Linked DNA regions of Homo sapiens: region 1 is linked to region 2. A link is an interaction called in ENCODE POLR2A ChIA-PET data of the cell type or tissue named here. Cell type or tissue: MCF 10A. All regions are shown on one strand. Each heading gives the region's core, and the rest is flanking DNA. Links, peaks and the distances in the headings are about the cores only.

Evidence for each region. ChIA-PET counts read pairs that join two places held together with the same protein. Peaks named below come from ENCODE experiments on the same cell type or tissue, not always from the same donor. Only the 100,000 strongest peaks of a DNase experiment are listed, where the experiment ranks them.
Region 1: POLR2A ChIA-PET joins it to region 2 with 6 read pairs; 2 of 35 experiments call an interaction of 5 or more read pairs at or near these places.

What each region holds. Positions count from the first base shown.
Region 1 is chr7:116,798,291-116,805,626 of GRCh38, forward strand. MET (MET proto-oncogene, receptor tyrosine kinase) reads left to right here. Exons shown (of 21, transcript NM_000245.4): 21 at 1-87. Among named protein-coding and RNA genes, the nearest start is that of CAPZA2, 61 kb to the right of the region's middle. In MCF 10A, for the core only: a CTCF peak has its summit at 4,757 (motif pointing left); DNase peaks (open chromatin) are centred at 2,941 and 4,741.
Region 2 is chr7:116,451,226-116,459,554 of GRCh38, forward strand. All of the region lies in intron 1 of CAV2-DT (CAV2 divergent transcript), which reads right to left. Among named protein-coding and RNA genes, the nearest start is that of CAV2-DT, 44 kb to the right of the region's middle. In MCF 10A, for the core only: no CTCF peak of the experiment used is centred there; no DNase peak of the experiment used is centred there.

The DNA of each region.
Region 1 (7,336 bases), core at 929-4,928, 350 kb after region 2:
CTGCCTATACCTGCAGCTGAACTGAATGGTACTTCGTATGTTAATAGTTGTTCTGATAAATCATGCAATTAAAGTAAAGTGATGCAACATCTTGTATACTGATAGTGGTTATTGCCAGTCATGCTTGATTACCTGCATTTGCATAATGATAGAGGAAGCCTAAGATGGATTTCACCTGGCTGCATAGAGCTCATCCATGTAGGAGAGCCTTAGTCAAGTGAATGCTGAGGAAGTAGTAAAACAGCATGCATCCCCGAATCTCAGGAAGTCTCTGTCTTTCCAAGGGTTTGGTCTAAGTTGCTGATTACCTGGATTTTTCTGACGATCTTTCAACTGCTAGAGCATCTGGTTCCTGTTTTAGCATGGTGCTCTTCTCCAGCAAGGTGTGTCCTTAGACTAGAAGACACAAAAATGGAGCAGCAGCCACACCATTGGCGCACAGATACCTAGGTGTGGGTTGGAGAGAGAGGCCTTCTTGCCCCATCAAAACTACTCTTTATCTACACAGGTGCCCACCCTTTTACCCCCAGTTACCAGAGAAATTACCTTCAGGTTATCTCCATGTATATTCTTGTAATGGTAAGGGAATTCAAAGGTGATAATTTCAGCCATCTAAGAATTGTGTGACACATTGGGGGTAATCTAATTTTAAAAGAACCCAATTTAAAATAATGCCTACAAAATACAATGGACACTGATCCTTTACTGGGAGATAATTCAACCCCCGCTCACGGCCAAACTCTCTCCCACTCAAAAGATGCATTTCCCCAGAAAGTTCAATCCAACTCTCTCCCATAAGGAGAACAACCTGTCATCTTTACATCTCTAGAATCCGGCACTTAGTAGATTCTCAAATAATTGCTGAACTGAAACAGCATTTTCTTATTCCCCATCACTTTATTTATTTATTTATTTATTTATTTATTTATTTATTTTTGAGACAGGGTCCCACTCTGGCCCCCCCAGCTGGAGTGCAGTGGCATGATCTTGGCTCACTGCAACCTCCACCTCCTGGGTTCAAGCCATTCTCCTGCCTCAGCCTCCTGAGTAGCTGGAATTACAGGCACACGCCATCACGCCCAGCTGATTTTTGTATTTTAGTAGAGACGGGGTCTCGCCATGTTGGCCAGGCTGGTCTCAAACTCCTGGCCTCAAGTGATCCACCTGCCTCAGCCTCCCAAAGTGCTGGGATTACAGGCGTGAGCCACCACACCCAGCCTACTTTAAACCACCATGGACAGAGTTATTGCCTATGTAGCTCCCATGATGTTTGGAGAACACTAATATGGAGAATGCAGACTTTTCTGGGGAAAGAGAAATAGAAAGATAGACCTTTAAGAAGTTTGGCTTGGTGCTACGCATTTTTAATTATCACAGGGTTTTCGCTTCACGATATAAGCATCAATTATATTTTTGCTCGCTGACCTACACAGTGGATTCCATCTTTAAAGAAATAGGGAGAAGGGATATATAACGCGTAGAAATACATCAAATGCTTGAATGCTGACATCTGGCATTGTTAATCTACCTGATTTAGTTCAGAAAATGAGTTAGCATTATATAAAAGAAATTGATTAGTATTTTATTTAACTCAACGAATATTTATCAAGCACCTATATATGTCAGACACTGCTAGGTAATGGGGATATAAAAATAAACAGTCCCTCTCACCCCAAGGAATTTGATGAAACAGACAAAATTACATAATTAATGAATATTAAAAATTATTCATTTCTTAGATTTGTGAGTTGTCTTGAAGAGACACCACAGTTTAAACATACACAAAGTGCAGGCTCCTGGGCAACAGACCAAGCCCTAACTCAGATTGGGCAACATATTGGACTTCTCTAAACCTGTGTTCTCATCTGTCAAATACATTAATCATGGTTACCCCCACAAAGTTGTTTGAGGACTTTAAAAAAAAGTGTATAAAGGCACCTGGCACACCATAGTTGTTCAATAATCATAATATCATTATTATCTTTAGTCTTAGACAATAAAAGCCCATGTATAGGTAGCCTTAGTTGGCTAAAGGGAAATGAGGCTTGGAGGGGCATTACAGATGTTTAAATCCAAATTCTTACCCCATTCTTTTTGTTTTTGTTTTTTGTTTGTTTTTTGGTTTTTGTTGTTGTTTGTTTTGTTTTGTTTTTGAGACAGAGTCTCACTCTGTTGCCCAGGCTGGAGTGCAGTGGCATGATCTTTGCTCACTGCAACCTCCACCTCCTGGGTTCAAGCGATTCTCCTGCCTCAGCCTCCTGAGTAGCTGGGATTAGAGGTGTCCACCACCACAACAGCTAATTTTTGTATTTTTAGTAGAAACGGGGTTTCACCATGTTGGCCAGGCTGGTCTTGAACTCCTGACCTCAGGGGATCTGCCCGCCTCAGGCTCCCAAAGTTCTGAGATTACAGGCATGAGCCACCATGCCCAGCCAACTTCTTACCCCATTCTTCACCTCACACCTGCTTTATATACAGTAGAAACAGCTGTGATTCTGCCTCATCCTGCATATGACAGTGAGGGTGAGAGAGGAGAAAGGTGACAAGACAGTGGCACTGGCAAGAGAACTCCCTCACTTCTTTCTCTACACTCCCCACTATCACTTTAATTACTTCTCCTGTGACAGATTCCTTTTTTCTGTTTTAGCCTTTAGACCTGGAATACACAACAGACATGGAAGAGAACATTCTGTCTAAATGACAGGCATGTTGCATGAAGGTGCAAGAATAAGAGCCATAGTCTTCAGTATTGGTGTCTAGAAATTATTATTGTTCCTCATTTTTGCTCAAATGTTAATAGATGGTTAATGATCATTCAGGTTGAAGAAAAAGTAAACTAAGTACAGTATTGTTTTAGTTATGTGCTATGTGTTTGAAGATGAGGAATACATGACTAGACACACATAGCAAGTTACACAGGCACACATGACTCACTGTTGTAGCACTTCAGACAGTTTCAAGACACAGAGAGGTATGCAGACGTTATGCCCCAAAGGAAGAAATGCTTATTGCTGTTTTTCTTTTTCATATTTGAGGGGTTCTTTCAGGACTATCTCAATTCCTTATCTATCAAAGAATTGGAAAGAACTTCAGTCATAAACCAATGAAATATTTCAGTTGGTGAATTGAAGGTAATAAAATGGATGCTTGCCCAAACTGTCCTTTGTTGTAAATTATTCCAGAGAACTAGATTACGTCAGCCAAAGATATTGATCACAATGCTGAGAGGTTTATAACTACTATTAACTTACCATGTGACCCCAGGGCAGAAATCTAGGAAAATTGCAAAAGCATATCTACTGTAATGAAAAGCCCATCATTAATAGGACTTACTATCTTGTCATCCAACTAGTACTATGTTGGCTTCAAGGCAAATATTTAACAAACATTTGAAACAGAAAGCACTTCTGTCTTCTCCCTTTTATCTTCCATTGATGTTCCCGAGCTATTCTGATGAATGTGTTTTTGTTCTTATCAATAAAACATGTAGGTTAAAATAAGTGAATATATTTATAATTATTAGCCTATATAAATTAGCATCCAAATATTGAAATAGCTCCTACTCCTTTATTATTACTATCATTATTTTAATAAGGAGTTAGCTCCTCATGTAGACCAGTTTAGAATACGGCTCAAGTCCAATTCTCCTGCGTAGTTAAACCCTACCTGGTTAAGCATTCTGAAAACTAGTTACTCTTTTTTTTTTCTTTTTTTGAGATGGAGTCTCTCTCTGTCACCCAGGCTGGAGTGCAGTGGTTCAATCTCGGCTCACTGCAACCACCACCTCCTGGGTTCAAGTGATTCTCCTGCCTCAACCTCCCAAGTAGCTGGAATTACAGGCATGCATCACCACACCCAGCTAATTTTTGTATTTTCAGTAGAGATGGGATTTCGCCATGTTGGCCAGGCTGATCTCCAGTTCCTGGCCTCAAATGATTGCCACCTCAGCCTTCCAAAGTGCTGGGATTACAGGTGTGAGCCACCACACCCGGTGGAAAACGAGGTACTCTTAGAGAAGCAATTCTGAGATGAAAATGGCCATATTTAGAATGCATAAACAGACATCTCTGATTTAAATTAACTACTAATTTAACGTTATTTTTGAAGCACTGGGCCCAAATTACAATGAGAATTAATTCTTATTCCTTTCTTGAAAAGAAGCCCTTTGTCTTTGTGCATTCAATTTTTCACTGTCACATGAGTACATTCTTTTCACCGCATGAGTCCCAGGCTGGCAGAAACATCCACTAATCCTTAGACCTCTTGGCTGGAACGACAAAAATGCATAAAATCTTACCAGGCCAAAAGAGATCAACTTTAAAAATCTTTGGCATCCAAACATGTCAGAACTGTTTTTCGCTGGTTCTGCAAACCATTTGTGTTCTTCATTTATGGTCCAGGGGATCTGTAATGTCAGTTCCTACTTTTATTGGGCAGCCTGGAATTTTTAAGCACCATATTTCCTTTACCTTTCTTGGTGGTTTATAATTTTCACCGCTGTTTTTACGAGTTTTCTTCTCTATGTCTCTAAGCCTAAGTGTGGAGATGTGGTAATAGACAGCCTGCTCTTTGCCAATCAAAGCCCTTACTTTGACGTTGGCCACTTTGTTCCTGTGACATCTGCTCTTTCCATTATAGACAAACTGGGGCTTTCCTTCTGCAGAACTGTGACTAAACAACCACCATATTCATCAGTGGCAACAATTCTTGTAAACAAGAAACGCTGAATACAAAGGCTTTGTGAAATCCTGCCCCCAAGAGGCCACATGTCTAAAGTCAGTCACGTGGTCCTCAGAAATGATTTTAGAAGTCTCAGTAAAGAAAAATTACAGAGACACTCAAATATCCTAGTGTGATACTGCTGTAAAACTTCTTCTAATTTTTTGTTAAGCTGTGAGAAAGGGCCTATGGAAACACCTGGATGAAGCAGCAAATCACTGTCCCAAAGTCACTAAAAATCATATTTCAGAAAGGAAATATCTAGCGTTAAAACAACATAGATGCATTTTTGAAAACAAATTGAATTGAGAAAAATAATAATGATAACAATAATGATCTAATCCCAGGACATGTCACAGGAATTAATGACTGACTAAAAGCTAATGGTCTAAGGTAATGCTCTCAGGAATTAGTCTTGCTTATTGAACTGCTATTGTTTTAGTAAACGAATGCTTAAACTGACAGAAAGTAAAAAATCAGGGCTGCCATTATGGAGCCTGGTTGATTCAAAGTGGGGCAGGGGGAGAAGCTAAAGCAAAAAAAAAAAAAATGCATCATTTGATCATTTGCTGTTCTTACTCAATTTTTTAAGTTCGTTTGTCGTTCACAAATTATAGATTCTTTATCATTTTTTTCTTTCATGTATCTGTATGTACTTTTACTTTTGTACTTTAAGGATGTGTTTACTTATGCATTGTTTTATTGACAGAGAAGTAATCTGATAATAAAAATGCAACTCCCTCTAGTGTAGGCATATCAAAGATCTAACATTCTGTTTGCCTAGAATCGTTTTATTTTAAATACTCTGATCTGAAGAAAATGTGGATCCTCGGCCGGGCGCAGTGGTTCACGCCTGTAATCCCAGCACTTTGGGAGGCCGAGGTGGGTGGATCACCTGAGGTCAGGAGTTTGAGACCAGCCTGGCCAACATGGTGAAACCCTGTCTCCTACTAAAAATACAAACATTGGCTGGGCGTGGTGGCGGGTGCCTGTCTGTAATCCTAGCTACTCAGGAGGCTGAGGCACGAGAATCGCTTGAACCCCGGAGGCAGAGGTTGCAGTGAGCCGAGATTGCACCGCTGCACTCCAGCTCGGGCAACAGAGTGAGACTTTGTCTCAAAACAAAAAAAACAAAACAAAAAAAAAGAAGTGGATCTTCCATGTGGGCTTTAGAATAGTGCCTCAAAATTATACTTCACTTAGAACTTATTACTCAACATCTTATTTCAAGAGTATTCTAACAGCTGACTTCTTGATTCTACCTTTCCGTATTGCCTCTTCCTTATAACCCCAAAACAGCTACCAAAATTATATATCTGATCACTTCACTTTCCTGCTTAAAAACCTATGCCCATTCCTAGATGTTCTCTGTGCAGATCCTTTGTTGTTTCATTTTGTTTATTTTTATTATAAAATATATTTTTGAGGAAAAAATTTTAAATTGGACAAAAAGATATAAAGTGAACAGGAAATATCCTCCGACCACTTTCTCTCCCCCTCCATCCTCACTCCCCATGGGTAGCTAATATTAATGCACTTTTTCAGAAATGTTCCACTCTGCATCAGTGGAACTGAACTAAACCAGACACTTTAGTACATCCTTCAATAACCTTTGTCTTATTGACCGAACTATGACTCGGCACACCCTTCCCCAGTCAAGAATATTGTTCTTCTACCTCTGTGACTTTGAACTCTCAACAGAAATATCCCCCTTTGGGGTATGAGCCATATAAACAGGGCTAGACCAAGCTCTGTGAACTACCCCCTCCCCCACTGACTTATAATTTGATATTGCTTCAAACCAGTATCCTTTACCTTTGTTTTGCTCAACTTTTATTTAAATGGAGAGGAGATTAAAATGATTTTCTCTTAATAAAAAATTAAAGAAAGAGATTCACTTGTTTCTATTTGCCAAAGCAGAATAAATATATTTTTAATCAACAAAATAGTATGCTTTTCTAAAATTCTAGTTCTGTTTTTCAATGGAAATTTGCAGTGAAAGTTTCCAGATGCTTGGAAGTTATAAAGAGTTTTAAACTTAGGTAATAAAAATAAATCACCCATTTATGATAAGCAGCACTCTGTGAAAGATTATTTCAGAATCTCAGCTGACTGACAACTTTTAGGAGACTGAACTGTACTTAAGTGTGGCAAACATGCATCATAGAGATGGGTTGTTTACTGTAGCAAGTTACTTGCCTTCGGTCCAACTGTCCTTTTGGCAGAAGCACACCAATCTAATTTTGCCTGTTACATAAAGAGCCACATGTGGAAACCTGAGTCGCCTGACATCATGTTACTGACTTAATCCAGTCATAATTCAGCGCCCAGAGAGCGGCTGGCAGGCCCACCCACCCCCCACTCTCACTCTCGATGTATTCATGATAGCACAGAGGTTAGCTGGACACACTTGGGAATCAGATATGCTAGGTCAGACTCATTTCCACCACTTATCAGTAGTGCGATTTTGGACCAATTGCGTAACCCTCCTAAGCCTCAGTTTCTGAATCCATAAAGTAGAAATACTAACAGTGGCTTCCTCATAAGATTGTGCAAAGATTGAATGAGACAATGTGTGCAAAGCTCTCAAAGGGTGGCAGTCATTATTGCCGGAGAC
Region 2 (8,329 bases), core at 1,639-5,638:
ATTCAGGATAACCCTCCCTCACTCTACTCATGTTCCTCTGGTGAGTATCATCTCTGCAGGTGTGATTGGTCCAGAAAGCCTGCACACTCTTCTGTGGCCGAGAGCCAGTAGATAGGCTGTATCTTCTTCCAGATATGCCTGGCCTGCCAGTTTCTTATGGGCTTTTTATTGCCAGCCTCAGTTTTTGCTAATACTAAGCTATTAAAAGCTAATCGCAAATTAATAATAACACATATCTGTCCATTAATTTAGAATTTATTTCATTCGGTGTTCATGCCAAATCAGAGGCACAGCTCCCATAGACATGGCACACAAGCTTCACCAGATTTACAGACTCCCATTCCCATATCTCGTCTTTAATTCTGCCTTCCTGCTTGTCACTACAGATGCGCTCTCCATGCTCCCAGCTAAAGCCAATCAATTCTTCCACTTGTGCTGTAGACACATCTACTTCCTCTTGGTCAAGAATATCATTTCAAGGATAGATACCCCATTCTTCATGATGTGATTATTATTGCTTGCCTGTATCAAAACGTCTCATGTACCCCAGAAATACATACACCTACAATGTACCCACAAAAATGAAAACTTTTAACTTTAAAAAAATTTAAAGAACATTATATCAGCAAGTTTCACCCCCTCTCCTGCAGCATCCATTTTTCTCTCTCTATCCATTAAGATACACATGTACTACTATTTCTCCCATTTAAAAAAAACTTTAAAACCTTGTTCTTGGTCCTGCTTCTTTTTTAGCAACCATTCTTGTTTTTCCTCATCATTTATATCAAATGTTCTCAGAAAGAGTTGCCTAAACCTACTCCAATTGTTTCAAATTCCTCTCTTTACATTCTCCCCTAAATCCATGTCAGGCTTCCAAAAATGTGGAGAACACCAATGAGCTCCCCCTGGCTGATGCAATGGTCAATTCTCAGTTCTCACCTTACTGGAAATATCAGCAATATCTGTCATAGTCCTTCAATCTCTCCTCCTTGATGCCCTTTCTTCACTTGAATTCCAGGCACCTTGGTCTCCTGACTTTCTTCCTACCTCACCAGATGGCCCTTGCCAGTCTCCTTTACTGTTTTTTCTTCCTCTCCCAGACCTCCCAACATTGGAGTACCCCATGGCTCAACTGTTCTTCCGCTTCTTTAATTCTTTTCAATCCCTGGTGATTTTACAATCTCTTTGACTTAAATACTATCCACATGGTCAACCACTCTCAAACTTATATGATACAGACAGGCCTATCACCTGGCCTGCTCCTATATCAGAGTCTGTATTTCCTTCCTCCTTGCAGTTAGGTGGCACCATATGAATAGCTTTGGCCTTAGTCAACGGGCTATGAGAGAAAGTGATTGGTGTCACTTCTGGACTGATATATTAGAAACCAATGTGTGACTCTCCAGTTCTTTTATCTCCCTGCTGTGTAACCTGCAAGCCATGTGTTTCAGACACAGTTACAATATGGTGATGTTTCCATCAGCTCTGATGCCTGAGTATATGTATGAAGCAGAGCTCCCAACACTCATGTTTGATATGTATCCTCAGTGAGAAGAAATCCTGTGCTATGTTAAGCCATTCACAGCTTGGGACTTTTAACTATAACATAATTTAGGTTTTCCTAAAAGATATCTCAATCTTAACATGACCAACACTGAGTTTCTGATGTTCCGCCTCAAAACTTACTCCACCTGCAGTTTCCCTGTAGGAGTTGATGTCAGCTCCACCATTCTAGTTGCTCAGGTCAAAATATTTGAGCCCCTCTGACTCTTCAATTCTTCTCACATCCCTCCAGTCTATCAGGGGATGTTGTTGGCTTTGCCTTGCAAATATATCTACAATTCAAGAACTTCGCCTGACTCCCAACCCTAGCAACCCGAGTCTGTTTGCCAACATCATCTCTCTCAGATCACTCTAGTAGCCTCCTAACTGGTCTCCTTCCTTCCATCTTGCCCTCTATAGTAAACTCTCAAGACAGTAGTCAAAGTCATCCTTTTAAAACTCAATTAAAATCATCTCCTTCCTCCTCAGACCTTTCCAAGTCTTCCCATCTCCCCCTGGAATAAAAGCAAATTTCTTATCGTGGCTTACAAGACTTTACATGATTAGGCTGTACCTGAGTCCTCATTACCTCTCTGATTTCCATGGCTTTCCCCTTGACTCCATTCTAGCCACGCTGGCCTCCTCACGACTCTGCTGACACCAGATAATCCCTAGGGCCTTTGCCCTGGTGACTCCCCCAGCCTGGAGTGCTCTTTGCTGGTGGCTGATCCTTTACATCTCTTGAATTTTTTCTCAAATGCCACCTACTCAATGGAGCCTACCCTGACAATTTTTTTTCTTTTCTTTTCTTTTTTTTTTCAGACGGAGTCTCACTCTGTTGCCCAGGCTGGAGTGCAGTGGCGCGATCTCGGCCCACTGCACGCTCCGCCTCCCGGGTTCAGGCCATTCTCCTGCCTCAGCCTCCCCAGGAGCTGCGACTACAGGCGACCGCCACCGCCCCCTGCTAATTTCTTTTTGTATTTTTAGTAGAGACGGGGTTTTACCGTGTTAGCCAGGATGGTCTCAATCTCCTGACCTCGTGATCCGCCCGCCTCAGCCTCCCAAAGTGCTGGGATTACAGGTGTGAGCCACCGTGCCCGGCGACAATTTTATTTTAAGCTGCAATAAGCCTACTCTTCCCACCAGAAGCTTTCTGCCTTTACCCTACTGTTTTTCCCCACATCACTTATTTATTGTGATGTTCATTTATTTATGTTTATTAGTGTCTCCTTACACATCTGTATCCCTTCTGTTATGAAACATAACTGCCTGGAACAGTGTATGTCCCATAAAAGAGCTAAATAAATATTTCCTGGATTTATTAAGGTGGGCAAGGCTGACATGTTTTTATGTGACAGGTAAAAATACAGACTCAGAGAGACAATGGGGAGACTTGCCCAAGATTGTGCAGTTAATAAGTGTTCAAAAAATAAATAAAAGAAGAATTTCCAAAATATCATAGTTTGTTTAAATCTTATTGTTTCATCTTGATACTAAATAAGAGCCTACCTGATCTGCATGTTTTTACTCTAGATTAATATGCCTGAATAACATGTTCTAGAAGTTCTATTTTACTGTCTTTAACAATTAAATTTATGAAAGAAGATATTGATGTAGGTAGAAAAGTTTCAGACAAATCTGAATAGTGTTATGCCTCAAATACATTTGCATATTTATTTTTTGCACTATAATATAAATTGCTTATTTTTGAGAAAGTGACAATTGTTTCATGATTTAACTTTCTATTCATCAAAGTTTCCACAGGGATGGAAATAATAAACAAATTAGTATTACTCATTTGCGATCTGTGCTCATAAACCGTATGTGAGGATCATGCATCTGTTAAGATTCTGCTTTTATGATGCCTTTTTTTTATATCCAAGATTAAAGTAAAAAGCAAATGAAGATTTTAAATATGTTGGCCATATGCAAAAATGTATTTCAAATTGCTCATTAAAATTTTTCTCTACCCATATGAAAAAACTTGATTTAATCTACTTTACAGTTATTGCAAGACAAAATGAAAAATAAAAAAATTTTCTTTTGTTAAATTAAGCCAACGATAGCAAACATTAAAAAAAAAGATAACATAACAAAATCAAATACTTGGGGTCTAAGATAATAAAAACACCAAAAGAATATTGGCTTTGCTGGCAAGACATGAGCATCACCCTCTGAAACTGCAGTAAAAATGACTTAAATATAAACAAGTACCAAAGTCTAAGAAACACTCATCCAGGAAGCTAATTTTTATATTCTTGCTTTTGCATTTCTAATAATGACATGAATTTGATCCATGAGACTCTGAATTTGGAGAACGAGGAGTCACATAATTGTCTTCCAGAGGTTCCAAAGCTGGCATTCTGTAATGTTCATGTTCATAACAGCTCCGTGTCTATACTTACAATTTTAGTCTTAGCATGAATTTGAGTCACATTTATGAAGTTCTGTCTTTGAGCCAGACTTTGCATGACACATTATGAGCAAATAGCAAAACATCCTTGCCTCAAAAACTCAAACTTTTGTGAAAACAGATATAGAAACAATTAGCTGCAAAGTAAAGCAATGTGAGGTTCAAGGGGCTTTCAGAGCACAAAAGAAGAGTGGATCATTTCTGACTTGAGAACCAGGGTAAGGCACTAGTAATGAAGACACATTTGAGCTAAAACAATTGTTTAATTCCAATCATTGGCATTTCATCAGATGCAGCCTAATTTTCTATATGAATATGATTAATAACAAGTTTTCCATTACAATCATGGGACTTTTTGCCTCACACAAATGAAAACAGATGTAGAGCCAAAGAAATGTGAATATTTTAACAAAGTTTTTTTTTTTTAATCAAGTATGTAATTACTGGCCCATGCAAAAGTGGGAATAAGATGGTTCTCTTAGTTGTGCAGAAGTGTGAAAGTCTCAGTCATGCCACAGTCGGGGAAATGTTGACTCAGGTTATTGCACAGAAGCTGTTACAGTTTTTCACTTTGCTAACTTATGTGGAATTTGTTTTCAACTCAAATCCATTTTGGATATTTTTTAATAGGAAACAGGTCTTTAATAATTTGGGAATTGTACTAAAGAGTTCATGTTTTTTTCTAAAGGCAAAAAGGGACACTAAATCTTAAGCAGAAAAGTAAATTTGCTTTTCAGAAAAGTCAATCTAGAGGCAAAGTGAAGGGCAGGTTGAAAAGTAGAAATGTGGCTGACTCTCTTTTCGGACTCAGCCCACCTGCACCCAGGTGAAACAAACAGCCATGTTGCTCACACAAAGCCTGTTTGGTGGTCTCTTCACACGGACGCGCATGAAATTTAGTGGATCAGGGGACCTCCCTTAGGAGATCAATCCCCTGTCCTCCTGCTCTTTGCTCCGTGAGAAAGATCCACCTATGACCTCAGGTCCTCAGACCGACCTGCCCAAGAAACATCTCACCAATTTCAAATCTGGTAAGCAGCCTCTTTTTACTCTCTTCTCCAACTTCCCTCACTATCCCTCAACCTCTTTCTCCTTTCAATCTTGGTGCCACACTTCAATTTCTCCCTTCTCTTAATTTCAATTCCTTTCATTTTCCGGTAGAGACAAAGGAGACAGGTTTTATCTGTGGACCCAAAACTCCGGCGCCGGTCACGGACTGGGAAGGCAGCCTTCCCTTGGTGTTTAATCAATGCAGGGCGCCTCTCTGATTATTCACCCACGTTTCAAAGGTGTCAGACCACGCAGGGATGCCTGCCTTGGTCCTCCACCCTTAGCGGCAAGTCCCGCTTTTCTGGGGGAGGGGCAAGTACCCCTCAACCCCTTCTCCTTCACCCTTAGCGGCAAGTCCCACTTTTCTAGGGGGCAAGAACACCCAATCCCTTATTTCCACACCCCAACCTCTTATCTCTGTGCCCCAATCCCTTATTTCCGTGCCCCAACCCCCCTTCCTGCTTTTCTGGAGGGTAAGAACCCCCAAAACCCTTCCCTCCGTGTCTCTACACTCTCTTTTCTGTGGGTTTGCCTCCTTCACTATGGGCAACCTTCCACCCTCCATTCCTCCTTCTTCTCCCTTAGCCTGTGTTCTCAAGAACTTAAAACCTCTTCAACTCACACCTGACCTAAAACGTAAATGCCTTATTTTCTTCTGCAATGCCGCTTGACCCCAATACAAACTCGACAGCACTTTCAATTTTTCCATCCTACAAGATCTAAATAATTCTTGTCGTAAAATGGGCAAATGGTCTGAGGTGCCTGACATCCAGGCATTCTTTTACACATCAGTCCCTTCCTAGTCTCTGTGCCCAGTGCAACTCGTCCCAAATCTTCCTTCTTTCCCTCCCGCCTGTCCCCTCAGTCCCAACCCCAAGCGTCGCTGAGTCTTTCTAATCTTCCTTTTCTACAGACCCATCTGACCTCTCCCCTCCTCGCCAGGCCGAGCTAGGTCCCAATGCTTCCTCAGCCTCTGCTCCTCCACCCTATAATCTTTTTATCGCCTCCCCTCCTCACACCTGGTCCGGCTTACAGTTTCCTTCCGTGACTAGCCCTCCCCCACCTGCCCAGCAATTTATTCTTAAAAAGGTGGCTGGAGCTAAATGCATAGTCAAGGTTAATGCTCCTTTTTCTTTATCCCAAATCAGATAGCATTTAGGCTGTTTTTCATCAAATATAAAAATCCAGCCCAGTTCATGGCTCATTTGGCAGCAACCCTGAGACGCTTTACAGCCCTAGACCCTAAAAGGTCAAAAGGCCATCTTATTCTCAATATACATTTTATTACCCAATCTGCTCCAGATATTAAATAAAACTCCAAAAATTAGAATCTGGCCCTCAAACCCCACAACAGGGCTTAATTAACCTCAACTTCAAGGTGTACAATAATAGAAAAAAGTTGCAATTCCTTGCCTCCACTGTGAGACAAACCCCAGCCACATCTCCAGCACACAAGAACTTCCAAACACCTGAACTGCAGCAGCCAGGCGTTCCTCCAGAACCTCCTCCCCCAGGAGCTTGCTACACGTGCCGGAAATCTGGCCACTGGGCCAAGGAATGCCCGCAGCCCAGGATTCCTCCTAAGCCGCGTCCCATCTGTGTGAGACCCCACTGAAAATCGAACTGTTCAACTCACCTGGCAGCCACTCCCAGAGCCCCTGGAACTCTGGCCCAAGGCTCTCTGACTGACTCCTTCCCAGATCTTCTTGGCTTAGTGGCTGAAGACTGACACTGCCCAATCGCCTCGGAAGCCCCCTAACCCATCACGGACGCCGAGCTTTAGGTAACTCTCACAGTGGAAAGTAAGCCCGTCCCCTTCTAAATCAATACCCCTTCTAAATCAATACGGAGGCTACCCACTCCATATTACCTTCTTTTCAATGGCCTGTTTCCCTTGCCTCCATAACTGTTGTGGGTATTGACGGCCAGGCTTCTAAACCTCTTAAAACTCCCCAACTCTGGTGCCAACTTAGACAATACTCTTTTAAGCACTCCTTTTTAGTTATCCCCACCTGCCCAGTTCCCTTATTAGGCTGAGACACTTTAACTAAATTATCTGCTTCCCTGACTATTCCTGGACTATAGCTATATCTCATTGCTGCCCTTCTCCCCAATCCAAAGCCTCCTTTGCGTCCTCCTCTTGTATCCCCCCACCTTAACACACAAGTATAAGATACCTCTACTCCCTCCTTGGCGACCGATCATGCACCCCTTACCATCTCATTAAAACCTAATCACCCTTACCCTGCTCAATGTCAAGATCCCATCCCACAGCAGGCTTTAAAAGGATTAAAGCCTGTTATCACTCGCCTGCTATAGCATGGCCTTTTAAAGCCTATAAACTCTCCTTACCATTCCCCCATTTCACCTGTCCTAAAACCAGACAAGGCTTACAAGTTAGTTCAGAATCTGCGCCTTATCAACCAAATTGTTTTGCCTATCCACCCCATGGTGCCAAACCCATATACTCTCCCATCCTCAATACCTCCCTCTACTACCCATTATTCTGTTCTGGATCTCAAATATGCTTTTTTTTTACTATTCCTTTGCACCCTTCATCCCAGCCTCTCTTTGCTTTCACTTAGACTGACCCTGACACCCATTAGGCTCAGCAAATTACCTCGGCTGTACTGCTGCAAGGCTTCACAGACAGCCCCCATTACTTCAGTCAAGCCAAAATTTCATCCTCATCTGTTACCTATCTCAGCATAATTCTCATAAAAACACACGTGCTCTCCCTGCTGATCATGTCCGATTAATCTCCCAAACCTCAATCCCTTACAGAACAACAACTCCTTTCCTTCCTAGGCATGGTTAGTGCGGTCAGAATTCTTACACAAGAGCCAGGACCGCACCCTGTAGCCTTTCTGTCCAAACAACTTGACCTTACTGTTTTAGCCTAGCCCTCATGTCTGCGTGCAGTGGCTGCAGCTGCTTTAGTATTTTTAGAGGCCCTAAAAATCACAAAACTATGCTCAACTCACTCTCTACATTTCTCATAACTTCCAAAATCTATTTTCTTCCTCATACCTGATGCATATACTTTCTGCTCCCCGGCTCCTTCAGCTGTACTCACTCTTTGTTAAGTCCCAAAATTACCATTGTTCCTGGCCCGGACTTCAATCTGGCCTCCCGCATTATTCCTGATACCACATCTGACCTCCATGACTGTATCTCTCTGATCCACCTGACATTCACCCCATTTCCCCATATTTCCTTCTTTCCTGTTCCTCACCCTGATCACCCTTGATTTATTGATGGCAGTTCCACCAGGCCTAATCGCCACACACCAGCGAAGGCAGGCTATACTATAGTACAAGCCAC